Regions from separate parts of the Homo sapiens genome. Here all the other regions are linked to region 2. The links are chromatin contacts, found by Hi-C or POLR2A ChIA-PET in ENCODE. All regions are on one chromosome and are shown on one strand. The core of a region is the stretch at or near the end of the contact, and the rest is flanking DNA. Distances in the headings are between cores, read along the strand shown. Region 1 holds the start of NID2 (nidogen 2). Region 2 holds the start of FRMD6 (FERM domain containing 6). Region 3 holds the start of RTRAF (RNA transcription, translation and transport factor). Region 4 holds the start of LINC02319 (long intergenic non-protein coding RNA 2319). Region 5 holds the start of LINC00519 (long intergenic non-protein coding RNA 519).

The links. Hi-C counts contacts between places; a loop is a spot of excess contacts on that map. ChIA-PET counts read pairs that join two places held with the same protein, here RNA polymerase II (POLR2A). Pooled maps may share reads with other maps.
Region 1: a map of ascending aorta shows a loop between it and region 2 (2.9-fold over the local background). The contact joins the promoter of NID2 here to the promoter of FRMD6 in region 2. A Hi-C loop is called at or near these places in 2 of 168 maps with a recorded cell type or tissue (ascending aorta and cardiac septum) and 8 of 50 pooled maps. POLR2A ChIA-PET finds 5 or more read pairs at or near these places in 2 of 52 experiments (both WTC11).
Region 3: a loop to region 2 is called in a map of B cell, with 19 times the contacts of the local background. The contact joins the promoter of RTRAF here to the promoter of FRMD6 in region 2. A Hi-C loop is called at or near these places in 24 of 168 maps with a recorded cell type or tissue (B cell, CD14-positive monocyte, CD4-positive, alpha-beta T cell and 16 more), 29 of 37 single-sample maps with no recorded cell type and 36 of 50 pooled maps. POLR2A ChIA-PET finds 5 or more read pairs at or near these places in 2 of 52 experiments (BJ and OCI-LY7).
Region 4: a loop to region 2 is called in a pooled map, with 2.6 times the contacts of the local background. The contact joins the promoter of LINC02319 here to the promoter of FRMD6 in region 2. A Hi-C loop is called at or near these places in 1 of 168 maps with a recorded cell type or tissue (sigmoid colon) and 8 of 50 pooled maps.
Region 5: a loop to region 2 is called in a pooled map, with 2.2 times the contacts of the local background. The contact joins the promoter of LINC00519 here to the promoter of FRMD6 in region 2. A Hi-C loop is called at or near these places in 3 of 50 pooled maps. POLR2A ChIA-PET finds 5 or more read pairs at or near these places in 4 of 52 experiments (BJ, MCF 10A, SK-N-SH and 1 more).

The regions. Positions count from the first base shown.
Region 1 is chr14:52,067,689-52,070,388 of GRCh38, reverse strand. It overlaps NID2 (nidogen 2), which reads left to right and starts at 1,330. Exons shown (of 22, transcript NM_007361.4): 1 at 1,330-1,622; 2 at 2,226-2,531. The coding sequence starts at 1,395. It overlaps LOC105378180 (a long non-coding RNA gene), which reads right to left and starts at 1,153. Exons shown (of 2, transcript XR_943864.4): 1 at 1-1,153.
Region 2 is chr14:51,650,559-51,653,258 of GRCh38, reverse strand. It overlaps FRMD6 (FERM domain containing 6), which reads right to left and starts at 1,349. Exons shown (of 14, transcript NM_001267046.2): 1 at 1,263-1,349. It overlaps FRMD6-AS1 (FRMD6 antisense RNA 1), which reads left to right and starts at 1,515. Exons shown (of 1, transcript NR_037676.1): 1 at 1,515-2,700. RefSeq lists silencers at 576-725, 736-795, 806-895, 1,106-1,555, 1,686-1,755 and an enhancer at 1,728-2,346.
Region 3 is chr14:51,988,258-51,990,957 of GRCh38, reverse strand. It overlaps RTRAF (RNA transcription, translation and transport factor), which reads right to left and starts at 1,412. Exons shown (of 8, transcript NM_016039.3): 1 at 1,258-1,412. The coding sequence starts at 1,318. It overlaps LOC105370497 (a long non-coding RNA gene), which reads left to right and starts at 374. Exons shown (of 3, transcript XR_007064166.1): 1 at 374-439; 2 at 2,269-2,700. RefSeq lists enhancers at 933-992, 1,333-1,627.
Region 4 is chr14:52,124,194-52,126,893 of GRCh38, reverse strand. LINC02319 (long intergenic non-protein coding RNA 2319) reads left to right here and starts at 1,397. Exons shown (of 3, transcript NR_187197.1): 1 at 1,397-1,700.
Region 5 is chr14:51,326,984-51,329,683 of GRCh38, reverse strand. It overlaps LINC00519 (long intergenic non-protein coding RNA 519), which reads left to right and starts at 1,299. Exons shown (of 2, transcript NR_145423.1): 1 at 1,299-1,554.

The DNA.
Region 1 (2,700 bases), core at 81-2,580, 420 kb before region 2:
ATATACAACTCTCCACTCTGAGGAAGCAAACTGCTTTGGGCCAGTTTTCCATTTTGTGTCTGCTCTATGAGTCTCACAGTCTGATGTCTTCACGTTTTTTAGCGTTTGGTCCAGTGGGCCCATAGGAATAAACACCTACAAAGAGCAGTGTGTCTCTGGAGAGTCCTTTAAGGCATTTCCAAGGATTTGCTTTTTGGTTTTTTTCTTTCTTTCGTTCTTTTTAAATATCTTTGCTTTTAAGGACCTCATGGGGGGCCTGGGAGAGAAAACAGACTGTCTGGGAAATTTTAAGCTCTTGATAATAAAAATGGTAATAAAATCTCCTCCAGCTCCTGAGGCTTCGCAGAGGGGATGTTTATGGTGGATGGGGTTCCCCTTCTCCTGCGCAGCTGGTTTCGAGGTTGTGCGGTTTCCAGTCCTGCGGAGCAGCTCAGGTTACCGCCTCCGTGGCCGCGGGGGAGGGCATCTCCGACGGCCGCAGCAATGGGCAAGAGATCAGGGTCTTCCCATCCCCGCGACTCGCCCCTTTCTGCCTGGTAACCAAGCGGGATGCCTCATCCTACTCCCCAAACGGAGCGGATCACACACAGTAGTATTTCATGGTCTTTCCTGCTGCGGTTTTCCCGGGGGAAGGTACTTCCAGAGGGTGGCCAAGTCTTCCCTAGCGGCCGGCCTTCGGGAGGGGGACAGAACTTAGGAGTCAGCCCTCTGCCTTCGTACAAAGGCTCGCTTCTCCTCAGGGCGTCTCTGGGTGGAGCGAAGCGGCCGAGGGGACCACGACAATGTCCCTTTGCTTTTCGGACCGATGGCCAGGCCTCCAGAGCCAGGAGCGCCCGGGACCCCAGGGCAGGGAGCAAAGCTCATACCGCAACCCCGCCACCCGCCCGCGCCCTGCCAGCCTGTTGGGGCCACAGCGCGCAGGCCAGCAGCCGCACTCGCCGCTGCGGGGTTCCCTTTGCGCTGAGCTCATCTCCTGCAACGCCGCTGCCCCAAACCTTGCGGGCCATTTGGTCCCGGGGGTGGGGCTCCTTGGGGGCCGCGGGGCAGCCCGGATGAGAGGATGACCCGGGAGCTCCCTGGGGGCGGAGTGGAAGGGGCAGCTCCAGGCAGCCCTGGCCAGGAGCTTTTACCCCGCCAGCCCCGCTGCTCCAGCGGCCGCTGCCTTAGAAAAGTTAACGAGAACCAGATGTGGTGGCCACTGCCGAACTTTCTCAGAGCCGGTGATTGGTCCCCAGCCGAGGGCCTCAGCCAATTAGCTTGCTGGGTGGGCCTGGAGTCCCGCCCCGCCCAGGCGCCCGCGGAGATCCAGGTTCGAGGCTGGCGCGGCGCGGAGAGTGGGCTGGAGGCCGGGGCGGGACGCGTTGTGCAGCGGGTAAGCGCACGGCCGAGCGAGCATGGAGGGGGACCGGGTGGCCGGGCGGCCGGTGCTGTCGTCGTTACCAGTGCTACTGCTGCTGCCGTTGCTAATGTTGCGGGCCGCGGCGCTGCACCCAGACGAGCTCTTCCCACACGGGGAGTCGTGGGGGGACCAGCTCCTGCAGGAAGGCGACGACGAAAGCTCAGCCGTGGTGAAGCTGGCGAATCCCCTGCACTTCTACGAAGCCCGATTCAGCAACCTCTACGTAAGTTCAGCCCCCTCCTGGCACTTTTCCCGCAGCTTCTTCCCTGGGGTCGGTCTCACGGAAACCCTGCCTCCAGAGGGGAGGAAACAGACCCCACTCCTGGAGCCCCCCAGCACCCTTGCGGTGGTACCCGGCCAGAGAGCGATGCCGCTGCCTGCCCCGCTGCTGTAGGGGAGCAAGAATGACCTGGAGGGGAGAGCAAGAATTGTTCGCAGCCACGTACGCGTCCCAGGCAGAAAAGGTGGCGTTGCTAGGGCGGCCAGCGGGCTTTGCAGTTAGGACCGCGAGAAGGCTGTGCCCGTCTGCGGAGCTGGGGTGTTCCCTCTTCAGACCTGGAGGCTTCCTCTCCGAGGACATGGGGCTCCGGGGTTGTGAGGGGAGTGAGAAGATAGGTGAACGAGTTTTAGGGCCCCTGGACCTACTGCAGCGCGGAGCTGGGACAGTCGCAAAAGTTGCGCTTGTTTCCCTGAATCCAGACTCCCTGGCCAGTGGGGAAGGAGAGAGAGGCTTTTTGCCTAAGTCAGTTCCCTTCCCTCCCTGCGCGAAAGGGTAGCGTCCTTGGGCTTGAGCGACTGTCACCTTTTTGTCCCTCTCCTCTCCCAGGTGGGCACCAACGGCATCATCTCCACTCAGGACTTCCCCAGGGAAACGCAGTATGTGGACTATGATTTCCCCACCGACTTCCCGGCCATCGCCCCTTTTCTGGCGGACATCGACACGAGCCACGGCAGAGGCCGAGTCCTGTACCGAGAGGACACCTCCCCCGCAGTGCTGGGCCTGGCCGCCCGCTATGTGCGCGCTGGCTTCCCGCGCTCTGCGCGCTTTACCCCCACCCACGCCTTCCTGGCCACCTGGGAGCAGGTAGGCGCTTACGAGGAGGTCAAGCGCGGGGCGCTGCCCTCGGGAGAGGTAAGTGACCAGGGATATTTGACTGCTGAGGAAATTGAAGGATGGGCTTAAATTCTGGGGCAGCGACCCAGGGACTGGCTCGGAGTTGTTTCTGAGCCTACTCTTGCGCTGAACCTGACCTTGGAGGCAGCAGGGCTGGAGTGGCTTGGGAGTGAGGAAAGACGTTGTC
Region 2 (2,700 bases), core at 100-2,599:
AAACCCATAAACAAACATTGCCCGGTCCCAGAGAAGAACAGAAGGGAATCATACTCGGAAAATCCAGCAAGAGATACTTTTTCTCCACATTCAGAAATGCTGGAGAGCACAGGCTGGAAGTCAGAAGCAACCTGAGAACGCTTGCTGAAGTTTTCCTTCCCTGCTGTGAGCAATGCACAGCTCCTGAGGGAAATACTGGCAAAACAGATTTTGCGTAAAAAAATAAAAATGAAAAGGTGTTAAGGGGGAAAACGAGCTAATATTTCTTTGGACACTAGCTACACAACTACACGGCCTGAAAATCTGCCAGCTTTCAACTTTAAAATATGCTTATTTTGACATTTTCCCATCTATTCGTGCCTTTAAGAAAACGCCCGCACCATTAGGTTATGCTGTCCCAGGACTCGAGGTGTTGTTTTAATCTCTGTAGACTTTACACTTACACGGGTGGACCGCAGCTGTCCATACCTGACAGTGCCTGGCCCTCCCGGAGCCGAATCCGGTGCTCCTGTTCGCCTGGGGCTCCGCCAGCGCGCCGTAAGCTCCTCCAGAAACCCAAATTCTGCAGGCCGCACCCCCAACTCGTATCTCACCCAGGCCCCCGTCTGGCGCCGATCTGCCCCAGCTCAACCTCCGGCTCCGCAGACTAGGCACTTTCCGGGACGCGGGGCAGACCCTGCGCTCGGGTCCCTTCCCGCAGCCGGGCTGTCCGGCCTCTGCGCGCGCACAACAGGCGGCACGGCGCAGCCCCCGGGAGCGCGGGACTCGGGTGCTAGTCCCGGCGCCCAGCCACAGCGACACAGACCTGGGTGCCGGGGCCCGCCAGGGAGCCCTGTGATCCGGGGACCTCCGCGATGCAGAGAACCAGGGACCGCGCACGGAGCCCAGGCGCGCAGTCTGCAGCCAGGACCAGCCTCCCGCCCCCGCCGCTGAAGCCGCCCCGAGCTCCACGCCTCCCCCGCTGCCGGGCTCGGCTGCCCTAGGGCCTCGTCCGCCCGTCCCAGAGTGAGCGACCTCCGACTCACGGAGAAGCGACCTTACCACCGGTGCCCGACACCCAGAGCTAAGGGAGCGAGAAGAAGGCGAAGAAAGAGGCGGAGAGCGGTGCACTGCCTTCGCTGGGACTCGCGACTTCCAGAAACCCTCCCGAAACCCAGTCCCGCCGCCGCCCCGCCGGCAGGGGGCACAGCGGGCGTCCGGGGCGCGGCGGCTGAGCGATGGGGCGAGCGGAAAGGGCCCAGACGCCTGGTTCTTGTTCATACCTCGGAGAAAGTCTTGAGCACCAGGCGTTGGGCTCTCTGGTCACCCCTCTGACTCTTCCTACCGGCGCCGAGCCTGCCCCACTCCTCTCAGCCCCTTGGCCCCGCCAGCCAGAGGGGCGCTCCGCGTCCGCCCCGCCCCCCACCCACGCCTCCCGACCCGACCCGCCCCCCCGAATCCCCGCCCCCTGAGACCCCGCCCCCGACCCGCCCCAACTGGCCGCGGCGGCAGCCGAGCCGCGGGAGCTGCGCGCTGAGCTCGCGGCAGTACGGGGAGCGCCCGCCCGCCCCGCCCTGGACCCAACCAAGCGTCCCGCGGAGGGGTGCGGCCACTTGGGGGCAGGAGAAAGCGGAGTACGCCACCCCTCTAGGGACCCAGGAAGCGAGGCGAGCCTCAGGTGGACGCGGTGGTGTGGACCACGGCGATCAGGGCCTTTCCCCCTGCTGTGGAGACGGAGGTGCGAGGGGACGCCGGCGGCTCCCCACCTTCTGGCCGAGTGGCCTTCTCCGCCTCCGGCTGGACTCCCTCGGGGCGCTCCCTCCAGAGCCGAGTCGGGCTGGCCGGGGGCGGCTGTTTGGCCTGAGTGTCGTCTTACTAAAGCGGAACGCCGGAGGGGAGGCCACTCCGAGAGAAGGCGGTCCCCGGCGGAGGTGGCTTCGTGAATCCTGCAGCCCCCTGCCCGCCCGCCACTCGAGACGCCGCGCCTCGTGGGTTTCACGCTGGATGGAGGGGGCGCCGCCGAGGATGCCCAGCCTCCCCCTCTAATTCTACCTCTCCAGTTCCTCAGGTAGACACAGCCTCTGTCTGCTGTGGTTTTAGTGCCCATGGCCCCTCAGAAATTATTTTTGTCCCCTCCCGATAGTGGCTTTGGGGGATGGAGGGCGAGAGATGCAAAGGGCCAGTGGAAGATTTTTTATAGCACAAGGAATCAAGCCAGGAGATGGAGGTTTCATTGCCACCTCGGGGTCTGGGGAGGGGGCGAGCCACACCTCTCCGGTCAGTCTGCGCCCACCAGGACCTGCTGCTGGGAACCGCACACGAAAGGAGAGACACCCAGCACCTGGCCCCTAGACCCGCAGGGCGTCAACCTCCTGGGCTTCTGCCTTTCTAGGTTTCCTCTGACTTTGCTGACCCAATGACCCCTGGCCACGGGTGGCAAAAACGCCCTCACTGAGCCCTTCGCTAAAGGAGTGCCGGGGTTTATGTGTCTGGCTTTTAAAATGGGATGAGGAGACAAGGAAACAGGACCTGAGAAAGGACACTATCCAAAATCTGATGCTCTCAGAAGTCAACTTTAAAACTGCCCTGCTCCGCGGTGGCTCACGCCTGTAATCCCAGCACTTTGGGAGGCCGAGGCGGGCGGATCACGAGGTCAGGAGATCGAGACCATCCCGGCTAAAACGGTGAAACCCCGTCTCTACTAAAAATACAAAAAATTAG
Region 3 (2,700 bases), core at 163-2,662, 340 kb before region 2:
ACGGATAAAAACAGTGCCTGGCACATAGTTTTGCTATTTAAGTGTTACATATTAATATTCCAGTTCCTTTGCGGACAGAAAGGGGAAGGAGGGCAAGGTTAAATTTATAGCAAAGTAATAAAGTAAAATATACAACAAAATAATAAGTAAAAGAAATTAAATGACAAAAAAGACACTGTGACAACTGTTGTCATGGAATGTTAACTGCACATTAAGTGCATAATTGTTTCGTTTAATCCTCCCCATACCTCTTTTGAGGTAGGTAATATCCCATTTTACAGATAAGAACATTGAGACTCAAAGATTCCAATCCAGAACAAGGCTCTATTGTCACTGATACTTTTTTGTTAAAGTAGAAAAACAATAGATTATAATTTGATATGCTTCTACAGGCGATCAACAAAACACTGTCATCCTGCTTAGAAATTATTTTCAATTTGTGAGTCAAATTCAAGCTTCCATTATAAGGTCTTGAGAATTACACAGTGGTCTGAGTATCACAAGTTATACTTGATCACTTTCAAACTTACCAGTCTATCACAGGCCACAACTATACAAAGGAAACGAGTAGTGGTGGGTAGCAGTTTAGTTACAGTGAGTAGCAACGTTATTACTTTTTAAAATTCTAATGCTGTAAAATCCCAAATACCTTTGTATTCACAATTCAACCTTCCCACTCATCTGCTATTAACTTTTTTGCAACACCACATAACACAACTAGCCCGTTACTACACGCGCTTACCCTCCCACTGTGATCGGTCCTGATTTCATTGTGTACTGTCTCAAACTGCTCAGTGGGTTCTGATTGCTTCCACCCCTCGTCCCTTTAGCTCCTGGCAGGCAGTGAACTAGTCTTCAAGTTACTCAGCACCTTCCTCAGAATCCAGCACCGCGCTGGCCCATAATTAGCAGGTGCTCAAGGTATCGCCTAATTACCCAGGGAACCATGGAGTTGAATAGTGAGTGAGAAAGACGAATGCTCTCCCTTTTATGTACAGAGAAGGTAGTTACGTGATGCTTGGAGTTAAGCAAGTGCAGAAAGTAACATGCCGAGACAGGAGTAGGTGAGAGGGCTTTAAAGGCGGGAAGGGGCGGCGAAGAGCCGAGGTACGTGGCGACCCAGAGGAGAGGGGCCCGGAGGCTGCCGGCGGAAACCAGGCCGCCGAGGGTCCCGACGGGGAGGTGGGGTGCGGGCACTGAGGCTGGGACCTCCGCCCAGGTCAGGGACACGCGGCCGGGCTGAGGCCGCCGCCTCACCTTTGCAGTTGAAGCCGGCGGGGTTGTGGTAGTCGAGAGCCGTCAACTTGCGTCGGAACATGGTCCCCGCTTCTCGCTCTGGTCCCCCGGGCCTCGGCCGGGAGAGAAGAAGCGAGGTGGAGCGGGAGGCGCAGGCACCGGCGACGCGGCGAGAGGGCGGGCAGGCGCTGAGTCGCTCCGAAATGACGGCGGCCTTCGCCAATCGTGGCTTAAAAGCGGTGGCCGCCGGCAAATGCCCACCAATCGCGGCTCCGGCTGGGGAGGCGGGGCCACGTCGGCGCACGTCGACGCTCAAATAAACTTTATTGTCAGCTTCCTGGTTGTACAATAGGCAGAAAACCACCGGGAAGCCACTTTCCTTTCTTTCTTGCTATAGCATGCAGAGAATAGTATATGTAGGCTTTTGGTATTCGCTGTACCTCCCGTTGGATTACAGAATTACTGTTTAGTGTTTTGAGTGCATTCATTCATTTTATTACTCCTCCTACATAACAGGTGCTCTTCTAACACTGGTAATACAAAGACTACAAAGCAAGGTCCCTATAGTAAGATGCTTTCAGACTAATTGGGAGTGATCCACAGGTAAACATACAATTGTTAATACGATGCGATCGTTCCAGATATCCTCAGCCAGAGTGAAATCTGAAGCCGAGATCGTCCCTCACTCCCCCTCACCCTCGGTCACAGCATCCAGTAGGTCACCAATTCCTGCCATTCTGTCTCTCCTAACTCTCAAATCCCTCACCTCCTTTCGGACCCCACTGATACAGCCACAGATCAGATCCTCATCACTTTTGCTTACTCTAATTATCTGATTGATTTCTTAGGGCCAGTCCTGCGTTCTCCAAACCATTCCTCCATACAGCGATGAGAGAGATTTTTCTAAAGCAAAAACCTGTACATAACTTTCTCTGCTTATGTTTTAGTGGTTCCTGGTTACCCCCTAGAAATAATCAAAACTCCTTATTGTATTTAAGATCTTTCCTGATCCAGTCTCTACTTGCTTTTCAGACAGTGGAGAGAGAGCAGTGAACAAGACAGACCAGGCCCCTATTTTCATGGAGTTTAAAAGGCTAATGAGGGAAACAATAAACAGATAAGTATAAACTAAGGCTTGAAGATGGTGAGGCATTCACCATGCAGTCAAAAGGGTAACCTAGTTTGAGGGAAGAGGATGTATAAAGGCAAGAAATGAGCAACAGCATGGCCCAGAGGGACTAGAGCTTATAGGGGCTGGAGGGTGAGAGGGAATGACAGCTGATAAGACTATAGACAAAGGCAGGGCTCTGATAAGGAAAAGCCTCTCATGGCAAGCTAAGGGGAGCTATTGAAATTCTTGGGGGTAAGCCAACTATGTACGTTTCATTTCATTTCATTAATTAAGATTTTAATTAAACACTTAGGATCTGAGGAGCATACAAATGAGTAAACTACAGTCTCTAT
Region 4 (2,700 bases), core at 148-2,647, 470 kb before region 2:
TGAACATGAGCATGACCTAATAGCAATGAAAAAAGAATGCTCCCTATTTTTATCCATGACACATTATAGGAGATAAAAATGTCCTTCAGCGTACCTGAGATTATCAAGGATAGAAGTACATAAAACATTAAATTTCAGCTCTTTAGAATTATATGCCTAAATGCTGTTGGGTTTCCAAAGATAGTGGATTTCAACCCAATTTAATTTTAAAAAATGATGTTCACGCTAAACAAATAACTGTGCTGGGGTTGTAAGTAAGATCTAGTTTCTCACTTACAGGAATTTAGTGTCAAGTGGGAAGATGCAGAATGTTCGTAATTAACTACAGTATTACATGAAATAGAATGTGTTACCTGCCAAAATAGAGATCTACAGTGCAAAGAGACAAAAAGGTGAGAACTGGCTTTCACTTAGGAGAGTGAATGAAGCATTTGTGGAGGAAATGGTATCTGAACCGAGCCCCTAAAGGGTAGGTGGATCTTGCCTGTTAAAGAGAAAGAATCTTCTGGGCAGAGAAAATCACATGGGAAAAGAGATAGGCACAAAGATCTCTTGGGAGCAGCTACTTTTCCATATGGACTGGGCAGGGCACGCGAGTGAAGTATGAAGTTCAACTGGAATGTCATTGGGAACAGCCAAGGCCGAGAACTATGGAATAGTTTTGAGCCAGGGGAGATATGATCAGGGCTGTGCTGCAGAGAAAGTGGCTGCAGCAGGGAGCAGTGTGGAGGGCAGGGGGAAGAGATAAGAAGAGAGAGGTGAAGAGTTGGAAACCAGTAAGAAGGACACTTCAGAATGTGACATGAGTGAGAGAGTGGGTTTGGGCTCCTCTGTGGTAAACCTCATTTTGAAACTGGTTTCACTCGCTACCCCTGCAATTTAGGCTTTAAAATAAGACTGTCTTTGGACTTTAGTTTTCTCACCTGTGAAAGGAGAGGGTCGATGCTGGCTCAAGTCGGCCATCTCTGATGGTCTGTGATTCTAAGCATCTTATTTGTCATCTGCTACAAATCCAATTCTGGATGGCTGAGGTCACTTCTCATCCTTAAAATTTGCTAACATGAATTTGGTGTTGTTTGGTGCTGTTTGCAATTGGAAATCCCACTGATATGGCCATGATTTGGGGCAGGATTGGGAAGATGAAATCATTGAGTTGGAGTTTATTCCAATTTGCCTTATTTAAAACTTATTTCAGTTATACCAACTTTTCAAGCATGGCTGAAAAGAGAAAATATATCTTGCTGGGTTTACAAACTCGGGGGACAGGAAGTAGGTTTCCAACTCTGAACATGTGGTAGGTTACTTAGGTTACTTCTTGTAAACACAAGGATTTTACATCAGGGGCAGAGGCCAGATTTCATGACTATAACTGGAAATCTTAGGAAACAGATGAATCATATAACCCATCACTTCAACTGGAAAGCAAATGTATCCTACTATTAGAGTTTATCTCGAAATGCTTTGGGAAATCTCAGGGGGCTGGAGGAACCCTCAGCTCAAGCCATTTGTGGGATGTGTTGGTCCGGCATAGACTCCAGCCAAAAGACCAAATATTGCCTTTTGTTGTTTCCTGGAGGGAAGGATATGGACAACAATGATCTGGCCGTGGGGAAGATTCAAGGGAATAAAAATGAATCATCACCAGCCACCAGGAAGCACCAGGAGCTCTCTAAATGGAATGGAGGCCTCCCATACCTTGGGTGGGTGAGGTAAAACAATAGCTGATGAGGGAGACAGAGGCGGAGATAGGAACACTCAGCTTTACTGAGACTGGCAACCATGGTGAAGGAACTAACCAAAAGAAATATGAGCTTGCTGCTGCCCCGAATTTCAAAAGAAATCACTTCGGGGCTGGTTTCCTGTAGTGTCCCTTAGGGAGGTCATTTTTTTTTTTTCTGAGCCACCCCTGGTGATTTCCTCATCAGCTGCCCCAGCTCTAGTATCCACCATGAGCAATGTCATCTGCATAATAATGTGGAGAATGTAACCAACTATTCACTCCATGTCCAAAAGGGCTCTGTGAACTATGAGGCTACAAAGAGCCTCCAACCAGAAGACTGGAGTGCTAATTGCTGCCCTAGGAAGGAGGGTGGAGGGACATCTGCCCTCCAGTTCAGGTCCTCAGCTGCGGCTTTGGGGGAATTTTAGACACACCCTGCTAGTTGCTGGACCCTGGGACATAGGATTTGAGCTGGATTCTTTCTTGTCTTCTTGTGCTTTTTAAATAATGTAATTAATTAATTACCTTTTTAAAGCATCCTTATATCTCTCCATTTATTTTTGTCTTCTTTAGTGTTTCTAAATAAAGTCTTTTTTTAACCTTTAAAAATTAAGGATATTTTCAAACATACAAAAATTAGAGGATAGTATGATGAACCCACACCACCTAACTTCGATATCTGACCAAGTTTGTTTCACTTATGTCCCTTCCAGTTTTTTTCTAGATATGTAAAAACACATTCGAAGTATCATGTCATCTGTAAAGTCTTCAAAATATATTGCTAGCAGATAAGGAGTTTTAACAAATAACAGTACTACTATTATATGTAACAAAACTAGTAATTTTTTCACCTCACGTAATGCCCAGTGATCCACTTTCTCTTGTTGTCTAAAATGTCTTTTTTGAAGTTGGCTTGAGTTGGAAACCAAGTAAGATCTATACAAAATACACGTTAGTTCCTCTCTTCTTTTCATGCTATT
Region 5 (2,700 bases), core at 50-2,549, 320 kb after region 2:
AGGCGTGATGGTGGGCGCCTGTAATCCCAGCTACTCAGGAGGCTGAGACAGGAGAATGGCTTGAACCTGGGAGGCGGAGGTTGCAGTGATCCGAGATCATGCCATTGCACTACAGCCTGGGCCACAGAGCAAGACTCCGTCTCAAAAAAAAAAAAAAAAAAAAGAATAGTCCTTAAGCCCTTAAGATAGATGTCCATGTCAAGTGTTAGAATATGCACAGAACTGAAGCCATCATTGATCTGAATATGTAAAGCAGTTGATCAGGAATTGGTCCTAGATTTGGGGAAAACTTGTCACGAGGACAGGAATTTGGGCAAGACATAGCTTCTTAATCTGAAAAGTGCCTAGCTAGTTCTCAAGACTATAATGGAGTCAGATGAGAGAAAAAGGATTTGATCCACTTGGGGCAGAATAGGGAAGGTTTTGTTAACTGTAAAGTTTTAAAAGGCAGAGTAAAGGAGAATAAAAAAGACTTATGGTTGCACATCTGCAGACTTTCACAATCATAAGACCAAAAACTAGTAATTTCCCATCCCAGCCCCGGAGAAATGACTCACTGGGCTGTCCTTCATAGGCCCAAATCCCAAAGTTTCTTATAAAAAGGTGAAATTTTGGACTCCATGGGCAATGGCCACCCTGCCCAATATCCCTGCCTGCTGTTCAACTCATGTCCTGCCCGCCCACCTCCAGCACCTGCAAGTCCTACTCCACCCAGAGGATGTCCTGGCTGCTCATATTTCAACGAAATCGTAAGGCTCTTCGAGTATTCCTCCTTGATTTATGACTTGGAAATGTCAGCAGGAATGGAAAATCCAGGACATGGCCAGGAAGAACACAGTCCAGGGACGTTTTAGAGCTGATACAGCCCATCTGCTTGGTCCTTCACTGTAGTTCTCTATTTCTACCTTCTACTACCTTATTTTTCTTTCTGCATCAAAACATTCCTTTTTTTTTTTCCACTCCATTTTTCTAAGTAGGCCAGTCACAAGTAAGCATCTTTTTGAAGGCTAATGCAATCCCATCACTGTGTTCTCTACACTTAACTCAGTATGAGGATGCCAAAGTAAGTCCCAATGAAACAGCACAGTGAATTGACCCCTCCCTACCACCAAGTGGACAGCAAGATTGGACTGGAAGTGTGTCCCATCCCAACCTATTATCCTGGTTAAATTTGTTTCTTCCTATGAATCTTCTCCTTCAAAACACTCTCAGCATTCTAGAGGGAGGAGATCACAAATAAACAAAAGGTAAAGAACTGTTCTGACTTCCCACATCACAGCCAGTGATGACTCAGCAACCAAGTTCTGCTCCCTTCTAGAAACAACATAGACAAAGAAAGCAAAAGGAAAGAAATGCTGACAGAGACCCACAAAGGCCGCTGTGATTTGGTAAAGCACCAAGCCTGCCAGCACGTCCTATGGAAAGTGAGGGCAGACACAACCACAGTTGGCAGGGAGAACAGCCAAGCCGCAGCACAGCTAATGACAGTCACCACTCTGGAGAAATGCTTCAAAGGGCAGCTGCAGAGGTGGCAGCCAGCTCACTGAGGAAAACGTAAGTCACAGGAGAGGAGAGGGGAGGTGGGGACGCTCTCAGGGAGTGGCTGTGTTCTGTTTTATTTGCTGCACATGCTAAACCAAGACTTCAACCAGAAAGCAAAGGTTCCAGGAATCATGGGCAAGCATTTGAAGAAATAAGGCTCAAAGTCCTCAAGTGATGTTAAAATATTTGCCTTGATAGACCCCCTCATGGCTTTAGAATATGATAATTTTAGACACAATCACCAGAGATGTTGTAAACTGCTGAGCACCTAATATGTATCTTTTTTTAAAGTAGGATAATAGTTCTGCAAGGCTAACATTCTCACTTTTTACAATAGAAAGTAGGAGCTGAGAGACCCCATGCTGCAGCTCAGAGCCACTAACTTTTCCTCCAGATAGCAAGGATCTAGGAAATAATTGAGCCACAAATAATTACTGGTATGCTTGGCCCTGGGAACTATTCCATGGCCAAGAGCTCAAGCTGGAAAATCCCCTTTCCTGACCTTACTTCCTGCACTTCTTACCCCACAGCCCTCTCATCCCTGCTGATCTGTCCTCACCTTCACTGAGTCTCCATTTTCTAGATTCTTCTCTTGTCTCCTCATTCATCAGAGTCTTTCTGGCTTCTTTTGCCCCTTACCCAGCCTGGAATCCATTAGAAATGATTTAAATAGGGCTTTTGCAGGAATCTTAGAATTGCTCACTCCCAAACTGCCTCCTATGGCTGGATTGTCAATCATCGAATCTGGCAAACCCATACTTATCTTCCCTCTATCCATAGCTGCCAAGTAGTGTGGGAAAAATCACCAAAGCACATAGATTGTATCCCACAAGTCTATTTTCTCTAAATCCTGGCTGGGCCCTCCCTCCTTCTTGACAATCCTTTCTGTTAACTTTTCCTGTTGCCCTTCAGCACTTCTAACAGCATTAGTCTCCTCAGACACATAACTATCTGACTGCCTTACCTGCAAAGACAACTCATCTCTTGTCATTCTAAGAAGAATAAATCATTTCTTGGGGCTTCTCTCAAGTTTTTCCTCAAAATTTTCTGTGTTTTTCGTCACAGTTTTACCTTCCCTCCTATTGAAAAGAAAGACATATTCCTGTTCCTTTTTATAAAGCTGTACTATACCTGGGCTCCTCATCCTTTAGCTTCTCA